Linked DNA regions of Homo sapiens: region 2 is linked to region 1. Evidence: chromatin loops called from intact Hi-C (ENCODE). Cell type or tissue: endothelial cell of umbilical vein. All regions are shown on one strand.

Evidence for each region. A loop is a pair of places that touch in the nucleus more often than their neighbours do. Peaks named below come from ENCODE experiments on the same cell type or tissue, not always from the same donor. Only the 100,000 strongest peaks of a DNase experiment are listed, where the experiment ranks them.
Region 2: a loop joins it to region 1, with 4 times the contacts of the local background. A loop is called at or near these places in 2 of 110 quality-filtered maps.

What each region holds. Positions count from the first base shown.
Region 1 is chr5:148,969,787-148,977,786 of GRCh38, reverse strand. No RefSeq gene overlaps it. Among named protein-coding and RNA genes, the nearest start is that of MIR584, 89 kb to the left of the region's middle. RefSeq lists an enhancer at 7,140-7,721. In endothelial cell of umbilical vein, no CTCF peak of the experiment used is centred here; DNase peaks (open chromatin) are centred at 2,666 and 4,556; H3K27ac peaks cover 4,277 bases.
Region 2 is chr5:148,395,817-148,403,816 of GRCh38, reverse strand. It overlaps FBXO38 (F-box protein 38), which reads right to left. Exons shown (of 22, transcript NM_205836.3): 3 at 4,685-4,818; 4 at 1,672-1,835; 5 at 1,304-1,469. Among named protein-coding and RNA genes, the nearest start is that of FBXO38, 16 kb to the right of the region's middle. In endothelial cell of umbilical vein, no CTCF peak of the experiment used is centred here; DNase peaks (open chromatin) are centred at 2,076 and 4,866; H3K27ac peaks cover 4,197 bases.

The DNA.
Region 1 (8,000 bases):
ATGCTGCTGATCCCAAAATCTAAGCCTCATGTGACACTCAACGCCATCAGTCCACTTGATTTTTATTCTTATCCTGTGATGAGTTGCTTTGTCTCATTATGTGAATCAGGAAACTGAGCCGTAGGAAGCTTATGTTTGAGCTGTGTGACCTTGGGCAGGCAGCTAGGCTCATTTCCTCATCTGTAAAATGGGGTTGGGGGTACTTCTGCCTGCATTAGAGGACTGCTGGGGAGAGCAAATGAACTAAAGCACATCCTGTTCTTAGCACAGCGCCTGGCACACAGCAGGGACTCAGTATTTGGTCATTTGTTTATTTTCTAGGACTTGATCTAGGTTTTCAGCCTCCAAAGCTGTGGTTCTCTCTCCCAGGTTAGTAGAAACTAGGGGTCAGCTCAGCTAGAGGATGAGGTTAGGAATGAAAATACTTAGCAATAATTGAATATGGGGGCCGTCGGCTGGCAGAGTTTCCTCAGAAGTGTGGTGAGTTCACGTCTCCAATTCTGAGGATATTTGTACTGGAGCTTTGCCCATCAAAGCTTCTTCTTTCTCAGACTATGCTGGAGACACACAGGCATGTCTTTTGGTCTCTTCTTTTTGCCCTCTAGACCACACACTCACACAGCTGTCCTGACAACAACCATGACCTCAGACCCATCAGAGTTCAATTGCAAAGACCACAGTACCCTGTGCTATTCCAGGCATGGCTTCTGGAGGAGAGGCCCAGATTTCCAGTTGGCCTCAGGTGACACAATGATGACTGAGTTTACAAGCTTCTGTGGCCATTTCCATTTAAACAAAGGAACAGCATGTCGTGCCTCTATTCACTGTCCTCTCAGCTCCAGTTTTTGAGGCTGACATTCCTGAAAGTGCTCCAAATCCTGGGGATAGACTCAGTCTGTAGTTCCTTAGTAGAAATAATCTGTACAGCACTTAATAATTTATTAAGCACTTAATTTTATTTCATGGCTTTCAAAAGGACATAGAGCAGATATTATCCAAATTGCAAATGAGAAAATTAAAGAGATTAAGTAATGCCCTCAATCACTCATGCAGTAACTGCCTTCCAACTCTGAGTTCATTTAATCAACCTATATTTATTGAGCAGCCAGTATGAAGAGGCCCTGTGCTGGGCCCTGGAGAGAGAATATTGAGGAAAAGCAGGCAAGTCCTTGCGTTCATGGTGCTCACATTCTAGTGGGGAAGACTTATGTTAAACAAATAATCACCCATATAAATACAACAGTGCCTCTATGATAAGAGCCAAGGAAAACAGGTGGTGTTGCTTTGACAGCCTAATAGAGAGGGGTTTGACATAAAAGAGAAGGCTTCCCTGAAGCTACTGAGCTGGGATTGTTTTTTTTTTCTTTAAGTCTTCTTTGCTATTTATTTTATTTTATTATTATTACACTTTAAGTTTTAGGATACATGTGCACAACGTCAGGTTTGTTACATATGTATACATGTGCCATGTTGGTGTGCTGCACCCATTACCTCGTCATTTAGCATTAGATATATCTCCTAATGCTATCCCTCCCCCACCGCACCACCCCACAACAGTCCCTGGTGTGTGATGTTCCCCTTCCTGTGTCCATGTGTTCTCATTGTTCAATTCCCACCTATGAGTGAGAACATGCAGTGTTTGGTTTTTTGTTCTTGTGATAGTTTGCTGAGAATGATGGTTTCCAGCTTCATCCATGTCCCTACAAAGGACATGAACTCATCATTTTTTATGGCTGCATAGTATTCCATGGTATATATGTGCCACATTTTCTTAATCCAGTCTATCATTGTTGGACATTTGGGTTGGTTCCAAGTCTTTGCTATTGTGAATGGTGCCACAATAAACATACGTGTGCATGTGTCTTTATAGCAGCCTGATTTATAATCCTTTGGGTATATACCCAGTAATGGGATGGCTGGGTCAAATGGTATTTCTAGTTCTAGATCCCTGAGGAATCGCCACACTGTCTTCCACAATGGTTAAACTAGTTTACAGTCCCACCAACAGTGTAAAAGTTTTCCTGTTTCTCCACATCCTCTGCAGCACCTGTTGTTTCCTGACTTTTTAATGATTGCCATTCTAACTGGTGTGAGATGGTATCTCATTGTGGTTTTGATTTGCATTTCTCTGATGGCCAGTGATGATGAGCATTTTTTCATGTGTTTTTTGGCTGCATAAATGTCTTCTTTTGAGAAGTGTCTGTTCATATCCTTTGCCCACTTTTTGATGGGGTTGTTTGTTTTTTTCTTGTAAATTTGTTTGAGTTCATTGTAGATTCTGGATATTAGCCCTTCGTCAGATGAGTAGGTTGCAAAAATTTTCTCCCACTGAGCTGGGATTTGAAGAATAACCAGGCAGGGCCCTGACAAAGACTTTTGTTTTTACCCTAAGAGTACTGTCCAGCCAACTGAGGGGCTCGAAGATGGATGTTTTGCACAGAAACTCCCTTAGCACTAATCTTAGTCCACTTTTTTTATCCTTGCCTTAGTCTCCTACTTCCCTGGGACATGCTTGAAGACAGAAATTAGCTCTTAAGTGGTGAGACCCAAAGAGACTAAATCTGAGCTAAGTAACTCAGTCAAGGCCCTGGCCACACATGCCATCCTCAGTGAATGTCCGAAGAATGTAGGCAGCAGGGGATTGAAGGCAAAATGCCAACATTCCGAACAGGCAGGAAGGTGAATGATTTATATCATGAACATGCAGGTCGGTGCCTGAAAATGAGGACAGCAAGGAATCTAGAATGTTCCATCTTGGGCACCCTTTCATGCAAAATCAGAAAAACTTTTCCATTCCCAAGGAATAGAAGCTGGTAAGGTATGTACTCTGGGGTCTGAATGCCTGGGTTCAAATCCCAGCTCTTCTAGTTAGCAGATTCTAAGCAAATCACTTCTCCTCTTTTCCTCTTTATCTGCCAAATGGGGAAGATAAGATCTCTTCTAAGGATGTTGTGAGGATTAAATAAGATGATGTCAGTGAAGCGCTTGACACATGGTGAGTTTTAGTAAGCAGTCGTGATAGCATTATTAGGGGTGCTGGCAAAGAGCCTGGGCAATTTCACAGCGTGAGCCCCTAGTCTCTCACTTGTATGGGTGAAGACCTCCTGTGAAATATGATTAGCTGCTTCCTTCAGGTTTAGCTGATGAGTGACCTTGTCACTGCCCTAGTGGAAAAAAATAAAAACTCCTGAGATTGACATCCACAGATCGTCACCATGGGGGCCCTGCCTGATTTTTCACCCTCCTTCGAGATCACTTGCGTGGCCTGCAGTACCTGCTGCTATTCCCCTAAAGCATCATGCCTTTCTATGGGAGATGCTCACCTGTATAACTGGTCACCTGGCTACCTCCTAAAGTCACATCCTTATGAATCCTTTCCCAATTTCCCCACAGAAAGTATTATTCATTCAATCATCAAGTATTTACTGTTGGCACATCTAATGTGTGCCAAGACTATTGGAGGTATTAAGGACATAGTGATAAACACAGGTTCAAAATTCCTGCCCCTGTGGAGACTCCGTTTTGTTTTGGAGAAACAGGCAATATGCAATATGCAAATAAATAAACAAGGTAGTGTCAGATACTGAAAGAATGTTTCCAGGGAGAAAACAGAGGTGACATGATAGAGACTGCTGGGGTGCATGTGGAGAAGCTACAGGGGATGATGAGATGACTGGGGAAGACCCGTTTGAGGAGGATGCATAAACTGAGACTGACTGATGAGCAGGAGCTAGCCAAGTGAAGTGACGGGAAAAGATGGTTCTAGGCAGAGGGACGAGCAGGGCAACCCGAAGCAGAATGAAGGGCAGTGGGACCAAGCAGAGTGAAGATGGTGAGGATGCTGTGAGTGCAGCTGGAGAGGCAGGCAGGGTCCAGGTCACACCTCGCTCTGAGACTCCCCCCATGCTTTGAGATAACTCCGTTGCAGTCTTTTCCACATTGGCATATAATGTGGGCATTAGGGACCAGGCTTTTTTTTATGTCTGTACCCCAAGCACAATGCGTCGTTCATAGTCAGGACTCACTAAATGTTGATTGAATAAGAGCCAATTTGAGACAGGGCCTCAAAGTCTGGAATGGATTTTGGGTGATGCAGCATGTCTAAGGCAGTCTTTGCTGAATCACCACCCTTGTTACACTTCTCTCCAAGTAATTTTGGTAGTAACTGGGCAAATGCCCAAAATTTGAAAACAGTTCCAAATTACAGATTTGGAAGACTTGCTTCTGACTGAGATAAGCATAAATCATCATCTCTTCTGGAAGGAGGCAGAGCCAGACAGGAGGTGTTCTGGAAACAAACATAAACTGTTGATCAAATTCTAATCAATTTCATAAAAGAAATTGTAGCTGAGTATAAGTGACATAAAAGGTAAGACAGAGACGTGACCTCCCCAGAACTAGAATAGGCTGGTGGGACGATAAACACTGGCAAAAGGGGACCCTGGGAGAGGGAATCTGAGGGCTGAGCGCGATAATTGGAAAACAGACCCAACCAGGATGAGACAGCAGCCAGGAGCGAGGGTCTGAGTCACCACTAAGGAAATATCGAGCCACACGCAGCTTTTCCTACCCGCCTAGTGAAAACTATTTGCTCAAATCCTGTTCTATTTCAGGAAGTGCCAGCTGCATCATAGGAAGTTCTGCTCTTTCCACATTAGGAACAAGAGTCACTTCTCTTTGCTTTTGGGTGTTCACAGGGCACCAGTTCTGGAGGGCACAGGGTTATTCTGCCACTCAAATAAGGTAGATCAGTACAGTCTAATCTGGGCAGTTAAGCAGGCTGCCTTCCCTCAGACAGAGAAAAGCTGAGCTTGAGTTACCTCCATAAAGGATGGCTTTCAGTCCCTCTGAGCAGCCCTAAAGTGTTCCTGTGTCAGCTCAAAGAGAAAAAGTGGCCAGATGTCATTCACTGTCATCTTCTCCTCTTTCTCCATTCTGGCCTGGGAGAAGAACATGGAAACCCTGGCCTCACCTTCCTGGAGAGGAAACCATGTGCAAGGACTCCAGAATGTGCCTCCTTTGCAGGCTGAGGCTTCTGTGTGTTCTCACAGCCAACTATTTCCCGGGGACATTGCTGAAAGCTGCCTTCTGAGGGGGATTAGGGGCAGGCAAGTTGCAGGTGACCTTAGTGGGTGAGAGAGGGTTTCTTCTCATTTATCTCCAGGCCTGATTTAAAGAGTTATAGTTGGTATGTGGTGAAGTTTGCCAAGTATGGGCTGTACACACTGAGGATTTTATAGGACAAGGAGTTCTTGTCGGGTGGCGCTGGGGATTTTTTTCTTCCTGAATTCCATATTACAGCAGGTTATCTAAGGATTATATTTGAATTTTGGGGTGTTCGGAGGTTTCCACAAAATTTTCTAGGTTTTATTAGAAATCTCAGCATATTTCTGTTATAAGACCCATGACACATGGAAAATGAGTGGATAGATAAAACAGAGAAAAAGGAAAATTGAGAGGGATCACTATATCTGCCACTTTGAGATGGGTTACAGTTGTTTTTCATCCAAAAGTTAAGTGGATCAAATCAGTCTTCGATTGTGGTAAAGAGCAAATCCAAGAGTTTATTCAGATGTTAGTTTGCTGATCTGCAGTCTACTGTAGGAACAGAGACTGGGTGTTTTTTCTGCCATTCATTTGCTATGTGACCTTGGTCCAGTAGCTGCCTGTCTCTGGGTTTTAGAGTTGGACTAGATAATGATTTCCTAAATGTCATGACTGTTTAACACAACATTAAAAACAATTAAATCATAGAAAGTTGTGCCTGATTGAATTCTCCTTTAATCTTCTTGATAAAGGAAAGAAGAAAGTCTCAGTGTAGAGTTAAAATATCTTCAACACTTCCTGAGCTTATGTTTTTACAAAATGAGAACAGCCTTCAAGCTCAATCTTACTTGGACTTCAAGTGTCTTTCTAGATGATATATATATATTTTTTGAGACGTTATTTTGCTCTTGTCGCCCAGACTGGAGTGCAATGTTGCGATCTCTGCTCACTTCAACCTCCGCCTCCTGGGTTCAAGCTATTCTCCTGCCTCAGCCTCCCGAGTACCTGGGATTACAGGCACCCGCCACTACGTCCAGCTAATTTTTGTATTTTTGGTAGAGACGGGGTTTCATCATGTTGGCCAGGCTAGTCTCGAACTCCTGATCTCAGGTGATCCACCCGCCTCTGCCTCCCAAAGTGCTGGGATTACAGGCAGGAGCCACTGTGCTTAGCTGATAATTTAATCATATTGTTTTGTCTTTGTTTTACTTATTTTTATGGTTACCTTTTATTTTAGACAAGTGATTCCAGTTTTCTGTTTACAGCAGTGATAGAGGGCTTTCTCTGAAAACAGATGTGTTTATGTAGATGAGAACACTTGAAGACATATATGAAAGTGTTATTGACATATGACAAAAACTGTGGGGTTGGTACCTGAATGGTTGGACTTTGGGAAACCCTGGTCTAGGTGACCTCTAAATGTTTTTCTGGCTCAGAGGGCTTATAAATATGAATGCCCCAGTTTCAGTACAGAGCACACGCTGCTGGCTTCCAAGCTGTCTTAAATGTAAGCTCTGTGTGCACAGCAATTGTATGTGGCTTTTTGGCCACTGTATCCCAAATGTCCAGTTCAGTGGGTGGCATGTGGCTGGACTTCAATAAATGATTCTGAAGGAATAAATGCATGACTCAGGTGAAAATGAGATATGACATCCCTTTTATGTTTGGGAGCAAAAGAGAAGAAAAACCCTTATATTCCAGACCCTGTTGGGCCTGAAACAAGAGTGTGGCCTCAGCAAGTATAGGTAGGTGCGTGCGCATCCATACACATAGCAGAGGACTTGGGACAGTCCTTATGTTACCATTCACTGCTGTGTGACTCTGGCAAGGGCCTTAATCTCCCTGAGCTTCAATTTCCTCATCTGTTAAAACACACGCACATACATGCACACACACACACGTGCACACACACACACACACTTTGTGTTTTAAATGTTTACCCAAGTTGAATTTTTGTGATATCATTGAAATTTACAGAACATATCTAGTACTGTTTTATTTTAAAAAACAACTTGGCCTTTGACATCTTAGATTCTCTCTGGAAAAAGGCAATGTTTAACTAATAAATAAATGAGTACATACATAAATTCATATATTTCCCTTTTATTTTCATTTTCAGTTTTTCTTGTTTTCAAATCTCATTGGCTTTTGGCTTGGAGTATTTTTAAATTGACTGGCTGTTTGGTTCAAATGATGTTTAAACAAGCTTTGGCGCGAGCTGCAGACCTGTTGTGCTTGCTGGGTTGAAGTTGGGTGTGCCAGCAAACTGCCTTGGCTAAATGACAGTTTAAATACAGCCAAACAGTTGGTCCTGCTGGGAGATTCATTGGTGGGAAGATTCCACAGAAACAATGCCCTGGCTCAGACATTCCTGCCCCTGCAGGGGGATCTGAGGGACCAGGTGGTCTCCTCAGGTCCAGGAGAGATTGCCAGACTCAGGGGGAGCCATCACTGACCTTCATTCAGGTGAATCTGTGTTCTCTTTCCTTCTTCCCCTGGGGCCCTAGTTGGCTCTGATTTCCAGCAGTAGTTTGAAGCTGCTGCCTCTGAAACTGGAGATGGTGAAACACAGGCAGAGACTGGACTTTCTCATCAGCCTCACTTCATATTTCAGGTGAAGGCTTGTCTTTGGATAGAGGCAGGAGAAGGGGTTTGAGACCATCTTTCAGACAAGGTCATCCCTGCTTCCTCCCTCCAACTCCAGCCATTTGGTTGAATTTATTAGCCTTTTCTGAGGGCAAAAGACAAACAAAAAAAGCAAAAAGGAAAACAGAATTCTGTGCAATGCAATGAAAAACCTCCCAGTGATTCAAACAGCATGAATAGTTATTACAGAAAGAGGAAAGTAACAGGGCCATTGTGATGATGAATTGAGACAATGTGGGTAAAGCATTGGAAGCTGTGTCCCACCTGTAGGAGACAGTCCATAAACTATAGCTATTATTATTTAACCC
Region 2 (8,000 bases), 570 kb after region 1:
AGACAATAGGAGCTCTGCTAGCAAGAATAACTAGAGAATGTAAAATTGCAGTACTTGAATGGTCAGTTGTTTATAAAGGCTAAATTCTACCAAATGTTCTTATTGTAACCTACAAGGATTACCCCTTAACTTGTTCCTCTCAAAATAGCAGAGTTAAATTTAGTTTGAACTATGCACACACATTGTATAGCAACAAATGGGAAGTAAAATTAAGGATGAGACAAAAGGACAAAAAGCAGAAGTGAGGTACAGATTGAGATGTAAGATGCAGAAGTCACAAAGGTTAAATTTAGCATATATTGTAATACTATGAAGATGGTAGTACTGATTGTACTGATTAGGAAACCCAAGGAAGAAGGGTGAGACAGATGCAGAGAAGACAGTATACCCCAGGCCCAAACCACTTTCTGTCTCAAACAAACTCTATAAACAAAGGACATAACTGCCCATTCTCCTGGTAATGTTTATTTTTATTAATTTACCACACCTCTGCATCACCATAATACAGTGTTAAACTGTTAAATGATTCCCATAAATTAATGCATTTTAATAAAACTTACCCTGTACTTATATTTGCAATGAACTGTGACAGGCATTGTAGAAAATATAAAGATATGGAAATAAGTCTTTGACCTTAAGGAGCTTATATTATAAATTCCAGATATTACAGAATCCTTTTACATCTAAAAATCCAATTTCAAACTAGATATCACTCCCTGATCTTATAAATGAAGGGTTGCTAGAAATCTTTACTCTTCTCCCATAATTGTGTATCTAAGTCTTATTTAAGACCTACTCCTTATCATTCCTGATGCTCTCCCTGTACCACCTGAGTTTCAGAAATTTCCACTTCTTTAGACCATCCCCAATACCTAGAATAATGCTTAAAACACATATACTCTCTCTCTCTCTGTGTATGTGTGTGTATATATACAGAATAAAGTAGTAAACAAATATTAAAGGCCAGCTATATTAACAGGGACCCCCGAATTCCTTTCAGTGGCCTAAGCCAAAGGTGACAAATTTGAGAAAATATTTACACTTTTTACTTAAGTTGAAGTTACTGGTATATAATTTCAAAGAATATTCAGATGGAGAATGTACACTTGTGAAGCAGTATTTCCCTCACACCAGTGGATCTTTAATGGGAAATCGGAATTTTTATACAGATCTTGCAAACATTTATTTTGCAATCATCAATCAACAAAGCCATCTCTAAAATTCTCATTATTCTTTTTCAGTGAATATTCACATTTTATGGCATTTCAAGGAGTTACAAGTGACCCAAGAAACATGTACTCACCAACTAAATGTAAAGTTTGAATTTTGGCTCCTATAGGAATTTTCAGTTTATTTTCAGGAGGAATTGGAAAAGCTCCATTACGATTACGAAATTTCCCCAAAATATGAACATGGGGCATATATGTCCAAATGGATTCTACCAACTCCAAATGAGAAGTTTCCACACCCTAGAAAATAATGCCAAAGCAAGCATAAGAAAAGACTTTAGTTTAGCATCCAAAGCTTTATGTACCACAAGATGCTAAGTACACAATGGAACTTAAAAGTTTGTGACAGATGAGATTTGCATGTGAGTGAACACGTCTATCATTCTTTGGTCTATTATTTCATAAACAGTTGATGCCAAAATGTTCAACCAGGTGCACTCACCACTAAGTTTGGGCATGCCTGCAAAGCTTCTAGGACTCCTGGAATGCTAAAAGCCTCATGGCCCCTTACTCTTCGCCTCTCAAGGTATCGAGGGTGAAGGCCATATAGCTGTTCAACATCTGGCATCTTCTTTAATAGTGTTAGAAAACTGGCATCTGTAAAGCCTGAGAAGTTCAGAAGTATTTAGAGCCAGGTTCATCTTTCTGTTCATTAACATTTACTAGGCACTCGTGATTTTTACCAAAAGTTAAAAAAGACTTCCTCTTCAAATTTCCGTAAAGCTAACACTAAAGCTGAATAAACATAACAGAAAATATACTCCTTTAGTAACAGAGGAAATGAGTCAGAAACTCCACTTAATCTAAGTTAATACTTTATGGAGGAGGCTTTTATTATTGACTTTTTGGTTTTTGTTGCTTTTAAGGCATAGAAATCTTCAACAAAGAACACACTTTTAACCCAGATAACTTGGACCTATTTGGTGGATGGAGTGGGACCACCCACCTGATCACCACCACCCTCCTCCTCCCCCATGGGTACTCTCGTCTGTAAAACCTTCAGGACTCTATAGAACACATAACTAAAAATATAAATAAGATATGATCCTCATCGTTAGGAAGCTCACAGTTCTGACCTAATTCCTATCTCAAATTATTCTATCCATTTTCTAATAATTACTCTGATACTCTGTCATATGTTTAACTATTACTCCCCCGCCATTTTAGACAATTAATTCTTTTGAAAAAGACAGATGCAAGTTAGCTAAGAGAACCAGAGTGATCCAATCTCAGGGTATGCTGTTGATAGGAAGCTATCTATCCAGGAGACCATAGTAGGAATCAACAAGATGGGAACAGAGAGAGGCAGGTTACTTCCACAGCAGGAGCTGTTGGTTAAGTAAGTGGGGAGACAAGTCTCATATAGATCCTATTTTAATCTGTTACAAGGGCTTTTTTATTTTTAATGAAAGTGGTCAGAAAGCCAACTGTCTGCTTATTAATGACAAAGAAAAACATTAACTGTCAAGAACAAAAAGTAGGCCCCAAATATTTAAGTCTTACATACTTTTTTGAAAGTTGTTTTATTTTTAAGTTATCTCATTTAACATGTAAAGTCCAGACATGCTAACTTTAGTGAAGAGTAAGGAGAGACCAGAGATTACTTGGTCTCTAATTATAATAACAGTTCTTATTACTTTCTTGTATAGTAACTTTTAATGACTGAACGATTCAATGTGTTAATCATTTTTTTTCATTTATTCTCACAACCAAATCAGAAAGGTTATCACCCCATATACAAGCATAAAAAATGAAGTTGAGAGAGTTTAAGAGCTTCCAAATGGCAGTGCTGGAATCTAAAACCAAGTGTAACCCCTGCAATGTTTATCCTCTTTTGTCATACATGTTGCCTCCCACGAGAGAAATGGGGAAAGTTCTATCTTCTTTACAGAGATGGAGTGAGAATCCAAAGAGATCATATACGTAAACCATAAAGTACTATTATATAAAGGATCTGAGTTAAATGCCAGATAATAGGCCAAGGTGGCATTAGTGAGCAAGGTTAGTGTGATCTTATCCTAGGCTAGAGACTGTTTGCTTCAACTCTCTTTTACATTCATTGCAAAGATGGGAAGCCTTGGGCTCACAGGTTATTTATCATAGCCTAAAAGTCAGCAACATGCAGTCAAATTCTTCTCTAATTGGTAAGTGGTAGTGATGTTAATGGTAAGACTATATCACATGGGAGTTCTGCCATCCTGTCTTTATATACTGTGTTAATCCCGTCTTCAGAATTCCAGCTGGCCTAACCTTTGCAAAAGTAAATCTAATATAAGGAATAAGACAATCATTTTCACACTGCCCTAATTTTTTTTCTTTCCTGACATACAGGATCATTCTGAAACAAGATGAGATGAGGCTTTTGCCCTTAGAATGGCTTTTATTAAATATCTGAAAGTAACCGTGGTTTGCCTCCCACAAACCTATTAATAAGCTCCAGCCTCAGGTGTTTGCAATGTTCTTTATAAGAAAGTATATATTGATAACTACTATGGCCAGCTGATAAGAGTTACCAACTGATTTGATGACTCTCTTGAAAGGATGCAGCATCCACCTGCACAATTCCAGTATTCCAGAGCTAATCTGTTCTGTTCTATAGAACAGAACAAGACAATTATCTCCTCCAGCCCTTCACTTCTATTAAGGCTTTTTTTTTTATTTTTATTTTTTGGTTCCCCTCTCAGCCTTATCCCATTTTCGAAGTCTCATAATCTGGACATCATAGAAAAAGGATGACTTTAAAAGACAGATTCATAATTGCAAAACAATAGTAACTAAATTTTACCAATTAATGGATTGGCGTTAAGTGAAAAGAAGCCTTAATTGCCTTTTATTTTAACTCTTTCAAGTATGCTTTGCTTAGCTAAAGCCATTAACTTTCTTTTCAGGTGGTCTCTTCAACTGGGAACAATTTGCTGTGGTTAGGAAGCTACTGAGTTCTTCACCTGTAAGGTCAGTCAGTGGCTTATTCGAGAATCTCCAAGACCTACTATAGGTCTTCTAAAGAAATTGGAGTTCTGTGGCCTATTCTACAAAAATGGCAAGTATTTATTTAACTAAAGGGTGCAGTTTAGTTGCAGAGGAAATCTATGATGAAAACTGTTACCATTCACCGGAAAACATGCATCAGACAGTAAAGGACACACAGTGTCTAATGTGATACACATATACTCAATTAACCAAAGGCTCATGTTCTCCAATCACAGATGTGTGGAACAGGCTGATATAGTTACTTAAGGACAGGAAATGAAAAGAGCAGACTATTAAAACAATAAAGCCTCAGGTAAAACGCATTTTACAACCTAAAACCCAACATAAATAATTTAGACAAAATCTTGCCAGCCTACAAGGTGACTTAGATTGCCTTTCTCAAGACAACAAGTAACTTTTTATGAAACCATTGTTACTACTTTCCAGTAGGACACTACTGTACTTCACAGACTAAATCCACTTACCACTTGGCATGTATTCCCACCACCGCCCTGCACAGAGATCTACAACTCTCACAACTCGCAGATATAGGGTCACTGCTTCCTTTAGCTTCCGGGAAAGACATTCCATACACATGATATCCTGCAGAGGGAGGTACCTTTGTGAGAGAAAGAAACTCGTATTTATCAAGTGGATAAGTATTACTTCTCACCAGTAAGTTATTTTTTTTTCCTTCTTCCAATCTCCTACCACTCAAATGAAATAAGATCTTAAGACAGAGATTTAAAGCTACCACACATACGGTCATACAGCTTTTTACTACAAAGGTAAGTCAGCAAATAGTTGAGTATCCAAATAAGGTATTGAGCTCCCTCCACAGGTCATTTGATAAAACCTGCCTTTCTTCTTTTGAGTTTTCATGGACAAAGAAAATCTAAAAACAAACCAGAAAAACAAAGAAAAGAAGAAAAAAAAAAAAACAGTGCTTTTCAAGATGTGATGAGAAAGGAACCTGAGAAAGATCAGAGAGAATTACTCAATTTGAACATGCACAATATTATTTCGTATCTTTTACAGAATCTACTCCTGCAGGGACATTCTGCTCCCTCTCAACTCCACCATCCTGCTCCTGCAAACTCTACTATCTTCTCCATCAACAAATATGTATACTAGTCATATAGTACACAATTTCTTTTCCCATTTTTTTTTTTTTTTTAACCTTTAAGGTCACATACACTGATAAAAGTATTGCGTAAAGTATTAAGACACCTCATGTGAATTACAACTTCCTCTTTTCCATTCTTCTTTATTATCTTTTCCTGAAACTTTCAATTAATCCTGACTTTTGTTCTGTTATATATTCTGAAAGGTCTATTTTTCTCTTAAGACCCCTCCACACATGCCTAGATTAATTAAATGTTTTGAAAAGTTAAAGCTACCTTTACCTACTGAACCTGTATTGCGTCACATTCTACTCATTGTTTCACAACAACCTTAAGAGGTAACTAGCTGGTTCCTGTTTGGCATACAACTCTCTCCCAGTCCTTTATCTCCCCCTCTCTGACCTGCTGTGTTCCCTACCCCTCTCTGGCTGTTAACTTTAGCCAATGAGATGCACCAGCTGGAGGGCTCCAGGTGGCAATGCTGCCTTTCTACTGCTGCTAATCCCCTAGACAAATTCTTCATCATCCCTTACTTGTTCCCTAAACTCCATCTACATCTCTGTAAATAGTCCCTTCATTAAATTATCTTCAAATTCCAGGTAAGTGTATTTTCTGTTATCTGCTGGCACTTCACTGACATAGTATACACTATTATTACTCCATTTTATAAGTGCTGAAATTAGCTCAGAAGAATTAAACCTGCAAAATGTCACATGGCTAGGTAAGAGGGAGAAAGGGTCAGGAATGGCAAACACAGTTTTGTCTGACACTAACTCTTAACAACACTGCTAATTCTAAAAGAAAAGTCCACATATACCTGTTGAATATTTAGCAGATCCATTTATTTTTTCTACTTCTCGTCCCTCTTCTTACCCCTTTAAAATGATTTAAATCAAATATTATACAAAATAAATCATCACTGCTAGCCATAACTTAATTTACTCTATAACTTAGATTATAAGCAGAATTTTTCAGAAACATGACAACACATTTTATAAACAATGAAAAACATTAAATTTGCTTTCTAAATAAATTTTGCCACTGTAATATTTTTCTCCTAAATATTGTTATCCAATGTATTTGCCTAGGTTAAAATTCTACTCCCTTTAAATACAAACAGACCAATAATCACAAAATCAAGATTATTTTACATCATATTTTCCCTAAGAAGTAGCATATTTTTTCTTCATAGTTATATAGTCAAAGGACTAGAGTTCAGAAGACAGATCAAATATAACACTTTAGAAAAGAGAGCATAGCAGGGACAGCAAAGATTAGGTTTCTTTTAAGGAAGGCCATAGTTTTTCTTGTTTTATGAAGACATGCTATGTAGTTACTACACCACCACAATGAATCCTCAAATCAAAATTTTAGAAGACTAAAAAATGAAACAAAATTGTTTGTTTTTAGAATAAACACATGAAGTTCAAGAACTAAGTTCATGGTTCTTTCTACGTGCTGTCAAATGCTGTTTTCTCCACTGTAACTACCATTATATATTGACTTGATTCTACCCTTTCCATTTGAATATTCTGTTTGAACTGCACAATGTTATATGATCTATTTTCAATTTAGATTATGGTCCAATGGCCAGGTGTGGTGGTGTATGCATGTAATTCCAGCACTTTGGGAGGCCAAAATGGGAGGATTGCTTGAGGCCAGAAGTTAAGACCAATCTAGCCAACAAATCAAGATCCTGCCTCTACCAAAAAATGAAAAAATTAGCCAAGCGCAGTGGTGTGCGCCCCTAAGGCAAAAGGATTGCTTAAGCCCAGGAGTTCAAGGTTGCAGTGAGCCATGGTCATACCCTGCACTCCAGCCAGAGTGAGACTCTGTCTCAAAAATATATACATATTATATATTGTCCAATTTTTTCACAATATATCCTAGCATTATCCAACTTTATCCCTAGATGCAATTTTACCTATGTGTTCTTAAAGAATTTTGAAGGATTTGTTTAATTCACTGACCCATTTTGAATTTAGCTGTAAGACATGAGATAAAAATGTGCTTTTATTTTTTTCTCCAAATGGTTTGTAGGTTGAGACATCATTGCTGAATAGTCCACCCAACTTTTCCTCACTGATGTGAATACAACCTTGTCATAAACTAGATCTCCACATGTATTTGAATGGAGCCTATGTTTGTCTCCTTTACCCAACTGTCCAGCTTTCTTTTCCAAAACATTTTAGAATGTAATTGAACATCTGGTAGTTGCAAGACTCTTTTTCTGAAAATTTTTGGCTATTCTGACAGACTTTTTTTCTGCCAGATGAACGTTAATATCATTTTGTTCTGTAAAAAAAAAATCTATCATTTTAATTTGGTCTTCTAATCCCAGACAGAACTGAACTAGCAAAAACTACAATGTGTCACAGAATAACGAACTGCAGGAAATAATGACATACACATTTATATTAGAAAAAAAAATACAGTGCTTAGGATCTCCTAAAATAACTGTTATTGCTATTTTAAAACTTCATAATCTGCAAATATTCATTTGTAGAAATTCAAAACATTCCTAAGAACTTCATATATGGAAATTTTTCATAGGTAAACTACCTAAAATAATGGAAAATCCAGATGCTTAGAGAAGTTTATTGCAACCATAATTGCAGAAAACAGAAAAACTGAAAACTATCTAGATGTCAGACAAGGGAAATGATAAGTACCATGT